3 separate regions of the Homo sapiens genome follow, and all the other regions are linked to region 1. The links are chromatin contacts, found by Hi-C or POLR2A ChIA-PET in ENCODE. All regions are on one chromosome and are shown on one strand. The core of a region is the stretch at or near the end of the contact, and the rest is flanking DNA. Distances in the headings are between cores, read along the strand shown.

Region 1 (4,313 bases), core at 1,640-4,139:
CAAATATTCATGTGCCTACCTCAAATTAATATGATCTGCCCAACAAATCCATTTATTTTACTAACCAATGGATGGGAAAATTTCACACTTTTTAAAAAACCGATGTACCTTTTTATAAAAAATTTTTAAGTATTCCTCAGCAAATTCAGGCTGTGTTGGATTCCATTTAGGACAAAAATAAATAAATAAATAACCAGGTACTCTAAATCTATAAACAGGATGCTTTTTAAAAATCAGGGTAATTATTCTTGCACCTATACATGATTAAACATGTATTGTGGGTGAGTCCAGTGACTTTTCCTCCTAGTCTAATATGAAATAGCAGGACAGATCATCTTATCAAATTGCCAGGATATCTTCTGATAAAGAACCAATCTGCCTGGGAGTTTCAAATCTGAAAAAGCAAATCATAGTTTACTGGAGTAAACTGCTGTTTAAAAATAAAAGAGAAAGGAAAAAAAAAAGAATGTTTCCTAGTTCCAGAACTGACAACTAGAGCCTAAATAAATACCTGGACAAGGGTAAATATGACCTCAAATTTATAACCGCCCTGAACGCAGAACATCAACCGCGACAGCTGTGGCATCAGCGGCGACAGTAATTTTCTCCCTGGCATTCAACCAGAGGGCAGTTGGACTGTGCACCGACTGCACTAGTGGTGGGTAGCCAAAGCTAGCCTCCAAAGTGAACCACGGTCTGGGGCCTGGTCCCGTTTGACCGAAAATGCTATCCAGAACCCCCACCGAGCTGCAGGCCCTTCTTCCTGATTGAGCTAGAGGTGAGTGAAGACAGGGTCTGGGGTAGGGAGGGGCGTCCACGCCAGCTTGCCCATTACCTGCCGGCCTTGGTGATGATCATCTCAGTGCCTATCTCATGAAAGCGCTTCCAGAGCTCGGCTCCCTGCAGATCCACCCGCGGGGCCTGCGGCGAGGGCAGAGGGGTCCCGGGCCGGGCCAGGGAGCGCGCCGGAGACCCCTTGGGGGAGCCTCCCGGTGACGCCAGAGGGGAAGCTCCCTGCTGGAAGCCGTCCTCACAGCCGCCTGGACAGCAAAGGACAGAGAAAGGGAACTGGTGAGGGAAACAGAGGGGAAGCCAGCCGCGGAGACGGGCCCACCTGGTGGCTGAGAAGAGGAAAATGACCGGGAGAAAAGGGGAAGCTTTGGTGCCATCAGGTCCTCCTAAAGAACAAGCCAGTCGATAGACACCCACATTCTGCCTGTCGAAGGGGCGCATTCAGAGCTCCAGTGTGGCCTGCTTGGTCCCCAAGTCCCAAGCCCGGGAGAGGCGCGCGGGCAGCGTCCACCCCACCCGCTGGGCCTCCGCAGGGCCAAGGCCCCAGCAGAAAAGGCTTCACGCCGCCGCCGGGGTCTGGGACGCTTGCCCGACGGAGTCAGAGGAGCTCCCGGGTCCAGAGTCCCCAGTGCAAACTCCGACGCAACCTGCGCCTCGAAGCGCAAGCAGCAAAAGCGCCCGGACTCTGGTCCCAAGAGCCTGGGCCTCCTTAAGCCATAAGCGTCTGCGGCGCCTCGCTTTGGGCCTTCTTTTGGGCCGGGCCGGAGGCATCTTCTAGAAGGCTCTTCAGACCCCGCTTTCGCCAAACTCCCGGCGCCCTGCGCTTCCAGCCCAGCAGAGAAAAGTGTGAAAAGCAAGCCCGCGGTCGCCGTCGGCCTTGGCAGAGAAATCAAGAGGAGAAGGGAAGGGAACCGCTCAACTACCCTTCGGGAAACCAAGTTTCCAAATATGCCGCCCTCTTCCTGGTTTGCACAAACGGTTTAGGGCATTCGTTCCGGTTTCAGGGTGGGGTATGCCGTCGCTCCCCTCCTCCCCGCCCTGTGCTTTTAAAAGTTAGGAAACAAAAAAGAGCACCCATTGGCTGGAACCCCAAGGGAGGCAGATGCAGGAAGCACAGAGCTGCACCGCTAGGCGCAGCAAACAGCCGCGGCCGAAGGCGCGGGTCGCCGAGTGGGCGGCGGCCGCCCGCGAGGCGAGCCTGGAAGCAGTATCTGAACCGTCTGGAGGGTGACCAGGTTGCGCGGCGAGCTTTGCGACTGACACGGCCAATGCGCTAGTGGCTGAGTGGCCTTGGCCATGTAGGGACGCGGCGCGCACGCACACCCACAGACTCGCAGAAGTTCAGGTTCGCGCCGGAGAGAAGTTATAGGCAGGAAGGGGCCCACTCACCCGCGGCTCCGCGCTCCAGGTCTGCGCCACTCCGAGCCGGCCCAGACGTCGCCCCAGCCGGCGGCGGGAGCGCAGCGCCTTCGTCTCCCTCAGAAGAACCCTTTTCGCCCGCGCCGCCGCCGCGGCTGCAGCCTCCGTCGTCCACGGCCCCCGCCGCCTCTTCGGCGCCCAGTTTTCGCCGCTTCTTCTGAAGCTGTTGCTGCTTCTCGGCGCCGATCAGCGCCTCCACCGAGAAAGCGTGCGCCTTGAGGCTTAGCATGCTGCACGGCGAGCCCCTTCGCTTCTCGGCCATCCCCCCCGCCCCGCGCCCGCCCGCCCCTCTCTCATATACACTCACGCGGGCACACGCGCGCTCTCGCTCTTCCCCCACCAAAAACTAAAAGGCTCTCGGGGCCTCCCGAGATCTGCCCCCTTCCCCACCGCGGGCAAAAAACAGATTTGGCGTTTCCGCTTTCTCGCTTGTGTTGGGATCCAGGAACCGGCGACGCGCCGGCCAAGTCTCCTTTCCTGGGTCTCTCTCGCGCGCTCTCTCACTGATGCACTCCTTTGCTCCCACCCCTTCCACCTCCTCCTGCTGCTCCGAGGTCTGCCTCAACTGATGCGCCAGAGAGGACTAACATGGGTAAAAAACACTCTGTGGACACAAATTAGGGATTGTAATTGAAATTTGTTGCCTTGATCTGTCAGCACTTCCAGGCAGGAGAGCGGTGGGAAGAACTTGCTCATTAGTGTCAATAAAGCGGCGGGGGCGGAGCCCGGGTCCCTGTCCATCACCCAGACGGCCGGCCAATCAGGAGGCGCCGACTCCGCGCAGCCCGCGCCCACTTCCTTACAAGGTAGCGAAAAACCAGGAGTGAAAAGCGCCGCTGTCTGGCTTGGATGTGCCAGCCACACGGACGCTGAACTCTGTCTCTCTGACGTCCGTAGCTGAGTCCAGCCCCGTAGTCTCCAGCTTTCCTCACCAGGACCTGGAAAGGCGGAAGTTCCCGGCTTTAAACTAGACGTTCAACAAGTTAGAAAATCAGGAATCTTTCAAGGTTCCGTAAATTGCCGTCCCACTTCCGTATCGCTTAATGTTGCTACAACTCAGAATATTGGGAAGCTGGGAAGAATTCGCAGGCCCCTCCTTTCTCATTTAAATGTTCCTGCACTCAGTCTGCGCCAGATATGGCTTAGGCTTATTTAAACTTTACTCCGTGATTTTTTTCTTAGGGGATACCAGGTTAAGAAATATGTAAATCCTTTAGGAGTGCAAAATGTTACGTTAACGCTCAGTCCGTCATATAAATGTCAGAAAAAGCACGCCCTTTCCGCAGCCCACCTTTTCTTTCAAAGAGTGGTAGTTATTTTAAAACGTAGGTCATGGGATTTTCATTCTGTACGTCTTTAACGATATGGACAACTTTAAAACCCCTTAAAACTTCGCAAAATGAAATAAGTATGAAGACGCAATAAAATTCCCCATTTGAAAAACTTCTCTGTGATTTAAGTAAGTTTATATTTGTCCTACTGTTGACAATTTACAATCGTTACTTCAGGCTTTTAAGGAGTCCATTGATGTATTTAAAACAAATTTAATAAAATCAGTGCTTTTTAATTAAATGACACCAAACATATATATTTGTACAATTTGTTTTGTAGTTTCAACTCGACTTTTTGTTAGGATTAACAAATATATATATATATGTTTGGTATAAATAGAGCAAATCTCTTGTGGAATAAAATTAATCGTGCATATTACTCCATCTTTTGTATAAAATACACGGCAGGCCGGGCGCGGTGGCTCACGCCTGTATTCCCAGCACTTTGAGAGGCCTACGCGGGCGGATCACGAGGTCAAGAGATCGAGACCATCCTGGCCAACATGGTGAAACCCCCGTCTCTACTAAATAAATAAATAAATACAAATAGTAGCTGGGCGTGGTGGTGCACGCCTGTAGTCCCAGCTACTCGGGAGGCTGAGGCAGGAGAATCGCTTGAACTCGGGAGGCGGAGGTTGCAGTGAGCCCAGATCGCGCTACTGTACTCCAGCCTGGCGACGCAGCAAGACTCCGTCTCTGTCTCTCTCTCTGTCTCCATATGTGTGTGTGTGTATATATATATATATATATATGACAAAGGAATTTTTTCCT
Region 2 (4,635 bases), core at 1,033-3,532, 1.1 Mb before region 1:
TAAGCAGGTCAAGAGAACTAAATAGCAACTGCTGAACATACACTCATATAGCCTGACTTATGAGAAACCTCACCACCCAAAGCAGGTGAAAGCCTTTTTCTTTTCTAAGTGCCTCTGTTTATCCTTCGGTGACAAAAGATTTACTGTTAATTAAGGTATTTCAGAAATATATAGATTCCAGAGTAGAATAAAGCCTTTTCCATCAAATAACCAGTTACAAAAATAATATTAAGAATTAAACGGTTTCATCTAAAATTGCACCATCTCAGATGCTGGGGAAGTACATCCATTTTGTGACCATAGCATAGTCATCTCACCCAGCATTTTCTGAGAATGGGACAAAGTGTGCCAGGATGTGTAAAATGAAATTGCCATAGCTATGAAGTCCAATTTCCTCATTCAGTACCTTGAATTTATTTCAGTTTGGTATGGTAACATACCTCACACACACACACACACACCCATACTCACAAAAACAATCCTCAGGAGCAACACTTAAAAAGATTATACTACCTTAGAACTATCTGAAATGTATTTAGGAAAGAACTAGGGTGACAAGTTTGACCTTCCATAAATTCATCTTTTTTTTTTTTGACTGTGCAACCTCTAATTTCCTCTAATTTGGAGAAGGGAGGGTGGGTGGAGAAAGAAAAAAAGGTGAAAAACATCTAATTCAGTGTGTACAATCTCTCTCTTGTGTGTGTGTATATACATATGCGTGTGTGTGTGTGTGTGTGTGTGTATTTTTCCCCCTCCACCAAGACCTTGGAGGTCAATAAGAGGAAAAAATGGCTCACAAGACAAGGTTTCATGGCTAACCCAAGGGAACACCTTCACAGCTGAAGAATTTCAGCTCAGGGGCAACCTGGCTGGGAGTATCAGAGGCCACAGCATTATGGACCAAGAGCGCAGGCCGCACCACCAGCATCCCAGGCGCCTCTGCCGTGCGCATGTCCCTCTTATATAAAGAGATGCTTACAGTCCAGGTGCTTTTTCTTGGGGCCCATTACTTCATGAGTAGTGGCTTTGCAGACCGCTCTTGCTACAGCAGAGCCTGTAACGCTGTACTGAGCGGCGGCGATCCGATCCGTGAGCGTTTGGCCCGACATCTTCTGTGGTCGCGTCTACCGCCTCCTCTTCTGCAGGAAACAAGGGGAGACGGTCCGGCTTTAATCCGCAGACCCTACCCTCCAAGCACCCAGGCCTTGCCTCCTCCAGCCGCGCGGCGGCTCTCTCCTCCTCCATCCCCACCCTGGCACCACCTCTCGGAGCCAGCAACGCGCCAAGCCCCGCTCCTGCGATGCGGTCCAGGGAGTCTTGGCCGTGAGTAGGGCCGTCACGGAACCCCAGCGTGGGCTCCAGTCGCAGCATCGTGACACCGTCCCCATTCTCCCCCGGCCCCCACATAGGGCCAGACTCACCCCCTGGGGACCCCCCTGTCAATCAGCACTTTCCCCGCAACCTGACCCGCGGGTGCTGGACTAGCCACAACGTGCGTTGGGGTTATTCCCTGGGCGCCGCACCCACCGGTGCCCATCTCCCACCTCAGCAGACTTTCCTCCTAGCAGCCCGCAGGCTTCGGGGAATGCATCGGATACCCAAGCCCTGGCTGCCTCCCTCCTCCTCCTCGCGCTGCTGCAGCAAAGGGCTCGTCCTCCCTCAGTCGCGAAGGAGATTATCCTAGCGTTGCGCCATGTTATGCCCTCGCCTCCCCTTCCTTCCTCGCCGCCGGCTCCAAAGCCTCGCCGAGGCCCATCGCCCGGGCCCCTTCCCCCCGGTTCCAAATCCCTGCCGCAGGGGCCGCCCGGGAGCTCTGCGGAGGCGCCGGAGTCTTGGGGCGCCTCACCCTTCCTGGCTTTGGAGAGGAGCCGGGCTGACAGCGAAGCCCAGTCCCCCGCCCGCCCTGGAGCGCTCCGCGGAGCTGTCACTCGGCCGCTGCCCTTCTCCGCACCCTGGGATTATCCTCTGCGGATCCCCGCGAGACCCTGGCGCGGGGAGGGGGCCGAGTACGGCCGCGGGTACTCACCCCGCCCCTGAGCGGCGCCGCCCGCCGCAGGATGAGCGGAGCCCGGGCCGCCGAGGGAAGCCGCGCCGGTGGATGTGTGCGACCGCGCGTAGCCCCGGTGCCCCCGGGCGCAAAGTCTCCAGCCCTGGCCGGGCCCCGCTCCTCAGCTCCGCGGTCCCGGCGCCCACCGCCCCTGGCCCCTGGCCCCAGAAGCCAGTACCCGCCCGCCGCCGCCTCTTCTGCCAGCGCCGCCGCGTCTCTCTAGCGCTCCGAGCTGCGTCCCCATCCCCGCCCCCACCTCAGCTGTGGCTCCTCCGACGAGTCAGGTGACGGCGGCGGACAAACCCGGACGAGCCCTCGGCGGAGCGCCTCGCGGCCCCCTCCCAGCTACTCACACACACCGCCCCCCGGGGCCGGGAGCTTAAAGGCGAGGGGGCGCCTCGCGCAAGCATCCCCGGCAAGCCGGCGGGGAGAAGAAGGAGGCGGGGAGGCCGACACCCACCCAGCCAGCGGCTCTCCGCTGGGCGCCGGGCCGCCCCTCCGCTGCTGGCGCCGCACCCGGCACGCACTGGGCTCGCGCACCACGCACACCTGCCCGCCGACTGCGGGGGGAGCCCTGGGCGTTGGGGGCGTTGGCCAAGACGGGCGAGTGGGCTTCTCGGGTTCTACTCTGTGAAGGCCAAGGCAAGGGCGTCGTCGCGCGCTGCCTGGCGGAGCCCAGCCCCTTCCCCACACTGTCGCTGACACGCCCGCCTGTCAAAGGCTCCGAGGCCCAGATGAGCAGGGCGATTTTAAATGTCAGATCCTGCCGGCCATCCGCGACCGTCACCTGTGCGTCTTCAGCTCCTCAGGCTCCTCCGCTTGTCTCAGTTACAACTGGGAGCCCGGGTGGGCAGGTAATTCTAGCCACTTTAGTCTTAAACGGATACTGAGGTCTGCTGAAGGGAGAATAATTAACACAGCCGTTAATCGAGTCCCAGATTACCTTCGACAGTAATCATTTGCGTGCATAAAGAAAACCCTTTGTACCCTTAAGAAGTAATTTCTGCCAATTAAATATAGTGTTGGAACGTCCGTCAATTGTATGTCAAGTGTATATTCGAATAGTAAGCAGGAATTTCTAAACAGGGATGTGGAGTTGGTTAATAGCTTCACGTGTTGACATTTTCAAAGGTTGTTATTTATGTTCACCTTTTTTTTTAATTCTCACAGTAGCATGAAGATCAAAACTATATTTGTGAGCTTTCCTGGCATTTTTTCTCCTTGCTTCGGGTGGCTTCTGCTCGGCCTTGAAGCCATATATCGATACCTATCGATCTCAACGTTTTGTTATATATTCCTCTCTTTCACCTGGTACAGTGTTCAGTATGCAGTCATGATTTCCTAACTACTGAGACTGATTCTAGGACTAATTGGAAGCTTAATGACTAAAGAGAGACAGCTTAAGAGCACTATTGTCTCAAGTACTAGTCTTACCATATTTACAAGGGAAATAAAAACGCAATTCTATTAAAAAAACTTGTACTCCAGTTTTATAGCAGCTTAATATAATGGCCCCAAACTGGAGGAAAGCCAAATGTTATTCTACTAGTAAATGAATAAACAAAATATGGTATATCCACATAATGGAATACTACTTAGCAATAACAAGAAACAAACTAATACCATTCATGAATCTCAAATTCATTAGACGAAGGGAAAGAAGCTCTATCAAAAATTCTACTTATTATTTTGATTTCATTTATGTAACATTCTGGAAAAGTCAAAACTATAGAAACAGAAAACACATCAGGTGCCGAGTCAGGTGACGGTGGCATTGGGGGAGGGGACTGCAAAGGGGCAGAAGGAAACTTTTTGGAGAGATGGAAATGTTTTATATCGTGACGGTGATGATGATTATACAGCTGCATGTATTTCTCAAAACTCATCAATTTGTACACTTAAAATTGGCGAATTTTGTTGTTTGTTAATTATACCTCAATATAATCTGATAGAGTTGGGAGTGGCAATATTAATATCAAAGTAGGTTTTACAATAAGGAATATTAATAGCAATAAACAGGCACATTTCATAATGAAAAATTCATTAAGAGCATGGAACAATTCTACTTGTTTGTATATCTAAGAACAGAGCTTCAAAGTAGGACGAAGCAAAACCTAATAGCATTAAAAGGAGAAACAGGCAAATCCACAATTATACTTCAGGATTTCAGCACTTTTCTCTATGTAATAAATAGGACAAGTAGACAGGAAACCTGTAAGGGTATAGATGACTTGAAATAGCCCTGTAGGCCGGACGCGGTTGGCTCATGCTTGTAATCCCAGCACTTTGGGAGGCCGAGCCAGGCAGATCATGAGGTTAGGAGATCAAGACCATCCTGGCTAACACGGTGAAACCCCGTCTCTACTAAAAATACAAAAAAAAAAAAAAATTAGCTGGGCGTGGTGGTGGGTGCCTGTAGCCCCAGCTACTCAGGAGGCTGAGGCAGGAGAATGGCGTGAACCCGGGAGGCGGAGCTTGCAGTGAGCGGACATCGCGCCACTGCACTTCAGCTGGGGTGACAGAGCAAGACTCTGTCTCACAAAAAAAAAAAAAAAGAAAGAAATAGTCCTGCAGACCAACTTCACCTA
Region 3 (4,602 bases), core at 1,060-3,559, 1.6 Mb before region 1:
CAAGTAATTTCTTAAGAACCATTTGCTTCAAAAACTGCCACCCCAAACGAATAGGTCTGTCTCATCCTGAACCTCCTCAAAGAACCCTATGTTTGACAGAGCAATGGGCAGGAGAGTAAGTCCTGTGGGTTAGAATTACCTACAAGATGTTGTCCAACTTGGTATGTCCACTCCTGGGCAGACTCAGGGCAGATAGCAGATTGTCCCCACTCTCCTCCCATTTTAGCTCCAGGACTATCCTGGACGCCGGGCACACTTAAATTGGTCCACTCTCAACTAAAATGAAGATTTTACACCTATTCAGAGACTCCAATGAGCTCAAAGATCATTTCATTTTACAAAAAGGGAAACTAACCTAAATTAACATAGATAGCTGGTGACGGATTGAGGCCTAAAGTCAGATTCTTGAGTGGACTGAAACTACATATCCCCAAATATCTGAGAAATCTTTGTGGTTCTTTTGCTATTTCTCCCAAACTACAGAGACATATTCTTAAAGGAAAAGCAAAAGGCAACAGTTTCTTCTCCAAGACTACCCAGATCTTTTTCCATTTGCTAAAAACAATCAGGACACCCTTCTAAGATGTTGCTCTAAAACTAGCAATATCTTCTTCTGAAAGAATGCCACCTTTTTCCTTTACTTTTAAAAATAAAACATCGGCCGGGAGCGGTGGCTCACGCCAGTAATCTTAGCACTTTGAGAGGCCAAGGCAGGCGGATCACCTGAGGTCAGGAGTTTGAAACCAGCCTGGCCAACATGGCGAAACCGCCTCTCTATTAAAAATACAAAAAAATTAGTCGGGCGTGTTAGCTGGCGCCTGTAATCCCAGCTACTCGGGAGGCAGAGGTTGCAGTGAGCCGAGATCGCGCCACTGCACTCCAGCCTGGGTGACAAAGGGAGACTCGGTCTCAAAAAAAAAAAAAAAAAAAAAAAACAGGCCAGGTGAGGTGGCTCAGGCCTGTAATCCCGGCATTTTGGGAGGCCAAGGCGGGCGGATCACGAGGTCAGGAATTCAAGACCAGCCTGACCAACATGGTGAGACCCTTGTCTCTACTAAAAATACAAAAAGTAGCCTGGCGTGGTGGTGCGCGCCTGTAGTCCCAGCTACTCAGGAGGCTGACGCAGGAGAATCGCTTGAACCCGCGGGTGGAGGTCGCAGTGAGCCGAGATCGCGCCACTGCACTCCAGGCTGGGCGACAGGGTGAGACTCCGTCTCAAAACAAACAACAACAAAAAATCGGCCCTTAGCCCACTAATACTGTTTTCTCTGGGATACTCCCATTAAGTGGAACTTGGGGTTTCCAACCTCAGTCAGTAGTTTTCCTTCAGTAGTCCATATACTACATTTCCTGGGTCAATTAATTCCCAATTAGCCCAGAGATGAGGAGCAGTCCGCCAGCTGCTAGCCTCATAATTTTGTTTTCTTTATTGTCCTTCATTGCTTCAATGAACAGAACTTGCAAGAAATGGTGAAAAATACTTGCTTTTGTCCAGTTGGAAAAAGCTGGCATTCAGTAAACTAATTTAGTTCAAGACAGTGATCAGATCTCTTTCCTAAGGATGAATACATATTTGTAAAAACTGAGCAGTCAGTTATGTGTCATGATTATTCATAAGAGTGTAAACCAGTCCTGTTAACTCCAAAAAGCCATTAAAAAAAAAAAGGTCCAGATAATATGAGTTCATCCTTTCATGCGTTTTAGGCCCTACAACTACTTTCAATGCCTCTGCGAATGCCTTTATTGAAAGCATATTTGCCAAATCCAGCGTCCACGCAAAAAGTTAAGAGTATCCCCCTACTCTCCATTCAATCTTCAAATCTCCTTGGTGCCTCTCTCCCGCCTACCCTCGAATCACCGCACAAGGGTGATTCCCGGCACTCCACCCTGAGGTCCCCGCCTAGGTCCACGTACCAGAGCCCCGGCAGGAGACCCGCGGCCCGTCCCGACCAGCCCGCCCGCGGGGCGCAGGGGCCTGTAGGTGTGTCCCGCGCGCTCCGCCGCTCGGTCAGTCGCCCGCCAGACCACTAGCCCCTCCGTCGGGCCGAGAATCTGACCTGTCCCGCTCCCACCGAGCCCTTGCCGACCGGTAGTCTCCCTTCTCAACTCCGAGCCTCGGGGCCCGGCTTACCTCGGTCAGGAAGCCCCCTTCACCTACACGCAGCGGAGAAGCGCCCAAGCAACAACGTCTGCACCCAAACCCAGTCCTCAGAACCGCAGACGTGGCCCTGCGTGGCTTCCGGCTCGTCGCCACGCCCCCTGGCCAATCACGGCAGAGGACTATCCGCCAGCCCCGCCCCCGCCTCGCCGCAGGTCGCGCGCAGCTGGCGCCTGAGGAACTGCGGCTGCGGTTCCGAGCGGGGTCTGGGGCTGTTACCATTGAGTGACCAGAAAGGGTGAGGCCCCCGCGGTGGCCCGGGGGTTGGGGCCGAGGGTCGCGGGCCCTCAGAGCACTGCGGCCGCGGAGGCACAGCCTCCGCCTCCAAATCCGGGCCTCTGGGGGCGGCAGGCCCTGCGTTCCTGGGAAGCCGGGGTTCCTAGTGGTCTTGGCTAGGGGCGGGGGTGGGGAATCAGCCCCGTCGCTGGGCCTCGGACAGGGCGACCTCGCCCACAGTGAGCGCCGCCGGCGGCCCGCATCCCCCTCTCCGACGTCGAGGTCATCTCCCAAACCTTTGAATCTGGGAAGCCTTCTCCGGCTGCCGTCTCCCCGGGTACCCCCTTCCCCCAGCTCACTGTAAACATCTTTTATTTAATGACCTCTGAGACACCCCCTACCCTTATCCTGGGTCCCTCGGGGCAGAGGCCAGTGAATCGTAAACGTCCGGAGCCCTGGAATGCGGCCCAAGCGAAAAGGCCACCGCGGTGTTGGGGGGGGGCGGTCCGCGAGTCCAGGACCGAGGGGTGGCGACTGGCGCTGGGGAACTCGGAGCCCATCCTGCTGGCACTGCGGCCTCTCTCGCCGCAGCGTCTGGCTCCGCCCAAGCCCGAGCCCCGGGTGGGATTGGAAGCCGGGCCCCAGCCTTTCCCAGAATTCAGGCTTGCAGAGCGTCTGCAGGTGTCTGCCTGCCACCTGCAGCGGGACAGTTCCAAACACCTGTTGAAAGTGCAGATTCCCCTATCTAGTGCGGGGTGCGGGAGGCGGGAACCCGGAGCCCGGGTACGCAGAATATGGGTTTTTACGGAGTGTTTTAGAGGATGTTGTGCATACTAGATTTTGGAGTCAGGAAATAAAGAAGAGTGCAAGTGTCTGGTTTGTGCCCCTAGCTCTCGGTGCAAAGCGTTCCTGCAGAATTGCTTCCACGTAAAGGGACCTTCGGGAAATTTCGCTGGATACCGGCTGGCATTGACAAACCCAGCGTCCCTGAGCCTTGTGAGGTTTCCAGGCAGGCTGATTGCGAGGCAACATGTCTGCTTCGGTGAAAGAAAGCCTTCAGCTTCAGCTACTGGAGATGGAAATGCTGTTTTCTATGTTTCCTAACCAAGGAGAAGTAAAACTTGAAGATGTAAATGCCCTGACGAATATAAAGAGGTATTTGGAAGGCACAAGGGAGGCGCTGCCACCAAAAATCGAATTTGTAATTACACTCCAGATTGAAGAGCCCAAGGTAGGTACCCTGATTTAAGTGTTTGCCAGGTGCCCAGTTTTTAATTGAAACATCTAGAACATGAGCTTTCTGTCAAGGAAAGATAGAAATATTCCAGGTGCATATTTCCTTGTTTGAAAGATACGGAATGCTCTATAAATTGTCTTCAGTAAATATCTTTAATTTTATGTAAACATATACACCTTTTTAACAAATATACCTGGAGTTTTTATTGACGCTATCTTGCAGTCTTATGCCATTATTATTTTGTTCACCCATCCAGTTGGACTACCTTTCACATGTATCATGATTTTCATAAATCTAAATATCTCCTGTAACATAACTGTCTTTTAAGGAGTGAATGAGTGGATTTTTTGATGGCACCATAACACAGAAAGCAAATATGGATGGAAAAATCTAAAGACTAAAAATGAATTTACCTCCATCTTCTGATCCATTTATCTCCAGCAACATTAGCATAGCATAGGTAATACGTGGACTGGGCATTTGAGAACCACTGTTGTAGCTATTTCCTACTCATCCTTCAGTTGTTATTCCCTCAGAGGAGACTTTCTGGTTCTCCAGACTGGATTCTGTCCCGCTGGTTACACACTTCAATGGAACCCTCCACTTTTCCATGGTAATGCTTTTCACAATTGAAATTAAATACTTGCTATATGTAATTATTTGTTTAATGTGTGTCTCCTTCACTAGGCCCTGGACTTCATGAAGGGCAAAAATAGTGTCTGGTTTATTCACTTTTTTATCCCAGCACAAGGGCACCTGGCACACGTAGTTGTTCAATAAATATTGAAATAATGCATAAAAGGAAGCAATCATGTATGTAAAGTACCTGGTACATTTAATAGTAGCAATAACATTTCTCAAAATCATGCAGTTGCTATTGATAAACTAGCTTATGTGATGTTATGGTATTTAAATCTATTTGATTTTCATTTTAAGGTGAAAATTGATTTGCAAGTGACCATGCCTCACAGCTACCCCTATGTAGCATTGC

The links. A loop is a pair of places that touch in the nucleus more often than their neighbours do. ChIA-PET counts read pairs that join two places held with the same protein, here RNA polymerase II (POLR2A). Pooled maps may share reads with other maps.
Region 2: a pooled map shows a loop between it and region 1 (10-fold over the local background). The contact joins the promoter of SNAP91 here to the promoter of TBX18 in region 1. A Hi-C loop is called at or near these places in 2 of 37 single-sample maps with no recorded cell type and 5 of 50 pooled maps. POLR2A ChIA-PET finds 5 or more read pairs at or near these places in 1 of 52 experiments (HEK293T).
Region 3: a loop to region 1 is called in a map of ascending aorta, with 4 times the contacts of the local background. The contact joins the promoter of RWDD2A here to the promoter of TBX18 in region 1. A Hi-C loop is called at or near these places in 1 of 168 maps with a recorded cell type or tissue (ascending aorta). POLR2A ChIA-PET finds 5 or more read pairs at or near these places in 1 of 52 experiments (Panc1).

Annotation. Positions count from the first base shown.
Region 1 is chr6:84,761,709-84,766,021 of GRCh38, forward strand. It overlaps TBX18 (T-box transcription factor 18), which reads right to left and starts at 2,890. Exons shown (of 8, transcript NM_001080508.3): 1 at 2,182-2,890; 2 at 836-1,040. The coding sequence starts at 2,473. LOC124901353 (a long non-coding RNA gene) reads left to right here and starts at 633. Exons shown (of 2, transcript XR_007059666.1): 1 at 633-778. RefSeq lists enhancers at 1,623-2,207, 2,208-2,791, 2,803-3,097.
Region 2 is chr6:83,706,819-83,711,453 of GRCh38, forward strand. SNAP91 (synaptosome associated protein 91) reads right to left here and starts at 2,283. Exons shown (of 30, transcript NM_001242792.2): 1 at 2,027-2,283; 2 at 980-1,139. The coding sequence starts at 1,109. LOC105377879 (a long non-coding RNA gene) reads left to right here and starts at 2,624. Exons shown (of 3, transcript NR_136251.1): 1 at 2,624-2,901. RefSeq lists silencers at 1,252-1,546, 1,956-2,165, 2,496-2,555.
Region 3 is chr6:83,191,048-83,195,649 of GRCh38, forward strand. RWDD2A (RWD domain containing 2A) reads left to right here and starts at 2,310. Exons shown (of 3, transcript NM_033411.5): 1 at 2,310-2,396; 2 at 3,265-3,605; 3 at 4,548-4,602. The coding sequence starts at 3,405. It overlaps PGM3 (phosphoglucomutase 3), which reads right to left and starts at 2,218. Exons shown (of 13, transcript NM_015599.3): 1 at 2,132-2,218. RefSeq lists silencers at 1,869-1,938, 2,239-2,608 and an enhancer at 2,181-2,680.